Regions from separate parts of the Homo sapiens genome. Here region 1 is linked to region 2. The links are chromatin contacts, found by Hi-C or POLR2A ChIA-PET in ENCODE. All regions are on one chromosome and are shown on one strand. Each heading gives the region's core, a stretch centred on a gene start or an enhancer-like site at or near the end of the contact. The rest is flanking DNA. Distances are from core to core; before and after follow the strand shown.

The links. Hi-C counts contacts between places; a loop is a spot of excess contacts on that map. ChIA-PET counts read pairs that join two places held with the same protein, here RNA polymerase II (POLR2A). Pooled maps may share reads with other maps.
Region 1: a loop to region 2 is called in a pooled map, with 2.2 times the contacts of the local background. The contact joins the promoter of LNROP here to the promoter of ATP1A3 in region 2. A Hi-C loop is called at or near these places in 1 of 50 pooled maps. POLR2A ChIA-PET finds 5 or more read pairs at or near these places in 2 of 52 experiments (CD8-positive, alpha-beta memory T cell and H1).

The regions. Positions count from the first base shown.
Region 1 is chr19:42,130,964-42,134,437 of GRCh38, forward strand. It overlaps LNROP (long non-coding regulator of POU2F2), which reads left to right and starts at 1,666. Exons shown (of 3, transcript NR_038332.1): 1 at 1,666-1,798; 2 at 1,942-2,065. It overlaps POU2F2 (POU class 2 homeobox 2), which reads right to left and starts at 1,483. Exons shown (of 15, transcript NM_001394376.1): 1 at 1,421-1,483. The coding sequence starts at 1,448. It overlaps MIR4323 (microRNA 4323), which reads right to left and starts at 2,550; the gene lies at 2,482-2,550. RefSeq lists a silencer at 2,165-2,424 and an enhancer at 2,705-2,754.
Region 2 is chr19:41,992,270-41,995,521 of GRCh38, forward strand. It overlaps ATP1A3 (ATPase Na+/K+ transporting subunit alpha 3), which reads right to left and starts at 1,961. Exons shown (of 23, transcript NM_152296.5): 1 at 1,802-1,961. The coding sequence starts at 1,807. RefSeq lists a silencer at 1,695-2,134.

The DNA of each region.
Region 1 (3,474 bases), core at 416-2,915, 140 kb after region 2:
AGCCCTGACCCCTCTGCCTGAGCCTCCCCAACCCCAGCCCTGACCCCTCTGCTTGGGGCCTCCCTCATCCCAGCCCCAACCCCTCTACCTTTGTCCCCCCATCCCACCCCGACACCTCTGCCTGTGCCCACCACCCCAGCCCTGACCCTTCTGCCTGGGCCTCCCCCATCCCAGCCCTGACCCCTCTGCCTGGGCCTCCCCCATCCCAGCCCTGATCCCTCTGCCTGGACCTCCCCCATCCCAGCCCTGACCTGTCTGTACTGTCATTGGTGACAGGTCTGTCTTCTCCAATAAACTGGGAGCTCCAGGAGGACAGACCTGAGCTACCCTTTCCACTGTACTTCCAACACCCAACACAGAACTACTCAATAGATACATGTTGGTGGAGGACACACGGGTGCCCGCACACAATGGCGCATATAGGACAGCACACACCACCAAACCAAGACTCATGCCCATGGTCATGCCTACACAGCCACAAATGAAACAGGCATGAAGGGCTGAGTGCTTGCCATGTTCCAGGCACTGTGCTAAGCATGCTACATGTATTACCTCATTTAAGACTCCCATCAACACTGCTGAGTGATAGCCATCACCATACAGACATATACACATTCTACTAAATGAGCCAACAGCTATAAATCACCTTGTACAGTGCCTGGTGCACAATGTTCACTCAGCCAACTGACATTTGGTGGAGAAGGCATTTAATAAGCACACAAACAAACACATAATGAAATTCCCAGCAGTGATACGTGCCGTGAAGAAAAGATAAAGCAGGGTGAGGGGACTGAGAGTGACAGGATCAGTGCCAGTTTAGATGGGGAGGTCAGGGAAGGCTGCCCTGAGGAGGTGACATCTGAGGTGAATGAAGTGAAGAAGGGAGCCAGGCAATCATCACCCCACAATGCCACACACAACAGCCCCCTACACTCACAAGCACACAGCAGTCCCACTCAGAGCACTCAGAACTACTGCACACACACATGCACACGCACACCTGTACCAGATGTGCACACACACACTCAAAAGGGAATGACATCCCCCAAGTCCAGCAACTTGGCATTCCAATCCCTTTGCAGCCCTTATCCAAGGATTGCCCATGTCACCCACCCCACTGGTTCTCCACATGAGGGCCCGCTACCAACACCCAGCTCCCTCCCTCCCGTCCCCAGACCCTTCGGAACAGGGCAACAGAGAAGAGAAGATGTTGGAAGTTCCGGTGCCTGATGTGGAAAGAGAGGGCAAAGAGGAGCTGTGGGGGTTAGCGGGGACCCGGCATGGGAGAGAGGGAGTTGCTAGAGTACAGAGGAGAAGGACAATGGAGACAGCTGAGGAGGAGGGGCAGGCAGGGCCCGCAGAGCAAACCTAAATGTGCTGCCTGTCCTCTGAGCAGTGGCACAGGCACCAGCCCCCTTACCTGGAGCCCCCATGCTGGAGTGAACCATGCTGCCCGCCCCGCCAGGGCTGGGGGAACAACTGTGTCATCTCCCCACCCTCTCTGGGGGCCGAGCCCTCCCTGCCGGAAGTCACTCAGGGAGGAAACCACAGGGCCGGTCCGCCCCCTTCAGAAGGGAAAATACCCTGGCCCACAGACCCGCCCCGGCAGCCCGGCCCACCCCAAATCATGTGTGTGTGCTGGGGGGTGGGGGCTAGTGGGGCAGAGGATAAGCAGGCTGGAAGAGCCGACTCCTACGGCTGCGATCCAAGAGGTGCCTGCAACAGTTGCCCCCCGACTTCTGTCGCCCCCATGGAGGCAAACAAGTCTGGAACAGGGAATGGGGGTCTGGGAGAGAAGGTGGGTCCACAGCAGTAACAACAATAAAACACTAGCCAGCAGCTTATTGGAGAGAGGGCTTTGCCGATGCCTGACCCTGTGCCTCACTCTTGACAGGTGCCATCTCCAATGTGGTGGTCACTCTTATTTGCCCCATTTTACAGATGAAAAGACTGAGGATCAGAGAGGTGAGCAGTAGCTTTCCCAAAGGCCCAGAGCCAAGAAGCGTTGAAGCTTAAAAGCACGCCGCGGCAGGGAAGATCAAGCAAGCCCTGCGCCTATCTGCAGGTGAGCTGTTGGGTGCCACCATTGGGAGGAAGTGGTGCCCGTGGGCAGTGGTAGTGGGGACGGTGGGTCGGGGACTTGGCCTGGGGCTACAATAAGTCGCCGGCCAAATGCGGGCGCCCGAGGCGGCTCCAGTGGAGGGGAGCACCAGGTCCCCGGGCTGCCGGCTGGCTCTTCGCGCTGCGGCGCTCCCATTTCAGCGCTTCCCTCCGTGCCCGCCAGAGGGCGGCAGCGCCCAGCCAATGGGCCGGAGGGCGGGGCCGGCTGCGGAGAAGGGAGCCCCTCCCTCCGCTCCCCTCCCCAACACCCTCCCAACACCTCCGCTCGCACACCTGCGAGGGTCACACAAAGGCGCAGGACTCCCGGCGCACCGCAGCTCAGACAAAGGCGCGCCCGAGTCCGCTGCCCTCTTCCTCTTGGTGCCCGAGGTCTGAGGCTGTGGGGCTGCCTGGCGTCTCCAGACACCCCACATGCCCGCCTGGGCCCCGCAGGACATCCTGCGCCCCGTGGCTGGGGGGCCCCCTAAACCACAGGTGCATGCACAGACGCCTGGACTCACCCTCACACACACAAGTATTTCTACAGATGAACCCCAGCACTTCACACACACACACGTGTGCACACACACGTGCATGAACACATCTATGTGCACAGGCCCCAACACCAGCCCTCCCTGCTGACGATGGTCACTCCCATATACTGATACCTCCTCTACTCCCTCACATGGACCCATGGGCACAAGGGCACTTCTACACATATGTGCCCAAGCATACTTCCTGGCCACTCGCACCCACTCACACACAGGCACACTCAGAAAGGGTATACTACAGGCACAACTACAGGAGTGCCCTCCCCTGACTGCACACGTGCCCTGTGCACCCAGACACACCCAGGCAAGCAGGTGGGCACAACAGGAAGGACTGGCAGTTCTCATATATGCACACGAGAGGTGACCGTTTCCCGGCATCTACACTCCACAACATCCCGTATCGTAAAGGCCATTTCACAGAGGAGATCCACAGACCACACAGCAACTGGCCACAGGATTTCTATACATGAGGGTCTTCCCGACAGCAGCCTGGTAGCAGTGGACACTGGAGCCTTGTCTCAAAGCGACATTTACGCAGTAAGCTTTGTTTTCAGTTAGGATTTGTTTTGGGGGGCTTGGAAATGGGGCTATAGGACATTATGGGGGGGGGCAAAACCTCACCAGCCACCCTTATGCTCCACCCTGGACAGACTCAACATCATCCACGTCAGGAACACGCTTTTGGATGTGACCCCATTCCAGCCCCCTAGAGCCAGCAGAGAAGGACCACCCACTTCCAGTGCGGCCAGGTCTGCAGTTCAGTCCTGGAGCCGGGGAAGGCTGTATACGCTCCCTGAGAGATGAAACAACCCCACACCTCTCG
Region 2 (3,252 bases), core at 711-3,210:
GGAGCAGGCTCCCATCTGTTGGAGTGCACAGCTGAGGCTTTCCCAGTCAAGGCAGGAGGCCCAGATGGGCGCGCTGCGGGGTGGGAGCACCTCCAAGGGTGGGGACCATGCCTGTCTCGCTGTGGCCGCCTCTGCAGCTCCTTGCCATTTTCCATGCTGTCCGCCTCTCCCTGATCTGGTGCCAGCTCCCGCAGCCTCTGCGCCTGGGCCGGCCTCCCTTCCCCCTCGCAGGGGACCTGGCCCACATCTCTGACCATCCCTCCCTTGACCTCCCCCTTTGCCCTCTGCCTCCTCTTCCTGTCCCTCAGGCTGACTGTGGTTGCCGCTAGATAGGAAATATCTGTCCTTGTGTCTCTTCCTCTGAGCCTCAGTTTCTCATTTTCTCTCTCAATGTCTCTCCATGTGTCTCAGCCATGTCTCTCTGCTTGTCTCTGTCTCTTTGTCTCTATGTCCATGTCTCTTTCTCTGTCTCTTTCAGAGCATCTCTGTCTTTCCATGTGTCTCTGTCTTTCCTTCCCATGTCTAAGCTGCCTTCATTTCTCCTCTCGTCCCCACTCCGTTTCCTAAGACCACCTCCCTCTAACTTCCTTCTCTAGGGCTTTTAGCATCAGTCTTCTCCCAATCCATCCACAGCTTCCCTCCCTCCATCCCACTTACCTGACAGCCATCACTGACTACCCCTTTCTCCCTTCTCTCCCCTAGTCCTGCCCCAACCCAATCCTCCTTCCCAGCCCCCCGGCCCACCCTGCCCCACCCCACAGATCTGCAGCCCCATCCCCCACCTCCATCCCTGGGCCCATCAGCCTTTATCCGCCATCTTTCTCCCCAGCCCTCCTATTCTCCCTCCACTGGCCTCTCCCGCCCTCTTCATCCCACCTACCCCCACCCACCCCCTCCTCTCCTGATTCCCCCTCCCTTCAGCCCCGCCCCAGACACACAGGGAGGAATCCAGGGCTGCAGCAAGGGTCAGGTGGTCAGCCAGGGAGGGAGGCGGCATCTGCTGGAGAGACTCACAGACAGACAAGGACACACGGACACAGAGGCAAGGACACAGCCAGGCATGCACGCTCCCCACTACACAGTTGCACACGCACACCCTCAGCTGTGCACTCAGTCTCCCCACCGTGGCTCTCCTGTTCCTCTCCTCCTCCCAGCCTCCCATGCCTGCTCCCCTACATGAGGGGCTGCACACACACACACTGCAGCCCCAGGCTGCGACACTGCGGAGCCTGCACACACACACACACACACACACACACACACACACACACACACACACACTGCGGAGTCCCCCCATCCAGGCCTGGAAGGAGAAAGAGAGGTCATCTGGTGTCCATCCCACAACGTGGACCTATCCGCACCCTGCCAGGGAAGCAGGGGGGCCTCAATAACCCCAGACGCACTAACACGAGCTCTCACAGACACACCCAGACGCGATCGCAGACTTTCAGACACCACGGGGCCCACACACTCGCTGCCAGGGCCTGACAGAGCCAGCAGCTCTCATACGCACATGCAACTGTGCACATGCAACCGCACAAGGTCAGGCGGAGATGCTGAGGGCTGGCCCACAACCTCGCGGATCTCCGCACACAAAGCCATGCCAACGTGCGCCACAGACCCCCCGCCGCCCCCTGCGGCCCCACGACCACATGGATTGGCTGGGTCAGCCGGCTCCCCGGGTCTCGCAGGCCTGGCCCCGGAGCGCAGGGGTCCCGGTGCCCCCGCCCCCCGCGCACACCCAATGTCACCGGCCCCACAATGTCACACGGAAGCGGCGCCCAGCCGGCTCAGCACCTACCCCCATCTTGGCGGCTCCGCGGCGAGAGAGCCAGGCGGGCGGGGCGGGGACCTCGGGGCGGGCTCAGGCTCAGGCTTGGGCTGGGAGCCTCTGCAGCGCCCGCGCCTCGGTAGGTGCGCGCGTCCGTCCGTCCGTCCGTTGGTCCCACCGCACAGAGGCTGCGGCGGCCGCCGCCTCCGCCTCCTCATATGCCCGCGTCCGCGGGAGGGGGGCGGCGCTGGCCAATCAGGGGCGCCGCCGTGCTGACGGACGGCCCGCGGCCCCGCCCCTGGTACTGCAGCTGTCCTCCCCTTGGGCTCCGCAAAGTGGCGGCGCGGCCGCGAAGGGGGAGCGCTGCGGGGGTGGGGGGATTCCCAGAGACCTCCGCAATAGGGGACTTGGAGACCCCCTCAATATGGAGTAGGGCCTCCAAGAAGGGGCGCTCAGGGAAAGAAAACCCCGGAAATCCTCTCATTGTGGGGGTGTGCCATCACCGAGAAGGGTACGCTGGGGGAGGGGGGGCGGGTAGTGACACGGGGTGGGAGGGAAGCCCGGTGAATCACTGCAGTGTGGCACCAGGGACCCTGGAGACGGCGGGGGGTAGTGCTGTTCAGGGAGAGGGCCCTGCAGGAGGGGAAGTTGGAAGGGAACACAAGAGAGCAAGAAAGGCCTTGCAATTGAGGAGGGGTGCTGGCGGGAGGAGCCCTGAGATTCCCTCACTGTGGGTGCCCCCCCACTACGCCTGAGCTATCCAATGAGCCACAACCACACAGGGTACACGGGAGACACAACACGGTGGAGGATGGCCCCAGGAGGCCCAGAAAATGCCCAGCGTCACAGTTACACAGGACCATCACACTGATAGCCCAGATGCTGGGGACACGCACACACCACAGGGTTGCACTCATATTCCACCATAGGCCAGCATGTACCCTCACACACACAACACCACCCCACCACACACAGAGTCTCAAACATAGAGTGAAACACACATAGGGCACACACCTTACACACCCATCACACCACAAGAGACTCATAATCACAGCCACAAAGTGCTGTGCGGACTAACACCGACACTCAGAAAATCGCAGACTCACACATCACACACTCTACCACACCTGACCTCCCACCATCTCACATAGAAACCCACATCGTGCAACCCATAAACCAACACACACCTGCACTCAGCACCATCACACACGCACAGGCCTCACACTGCCTCCAGACACACTACATCAGCCTTTGTGGACATCGTTGCATGATCCCACGATGTCGCACACATCCTCACACACACTGCTCCCCAGTGTGTTTGGGCATGAGCAACGGCCCACAGTGCAAAGTTGCCAATGCTAACTGTGAATGACAGACAAAAAGGTGCACACACTTACACATAGCACAATAATTCAAACACAAGTCACGCGACACCCACACACCTCCCACACATACACACATCACGTTATTGCAGCACTATC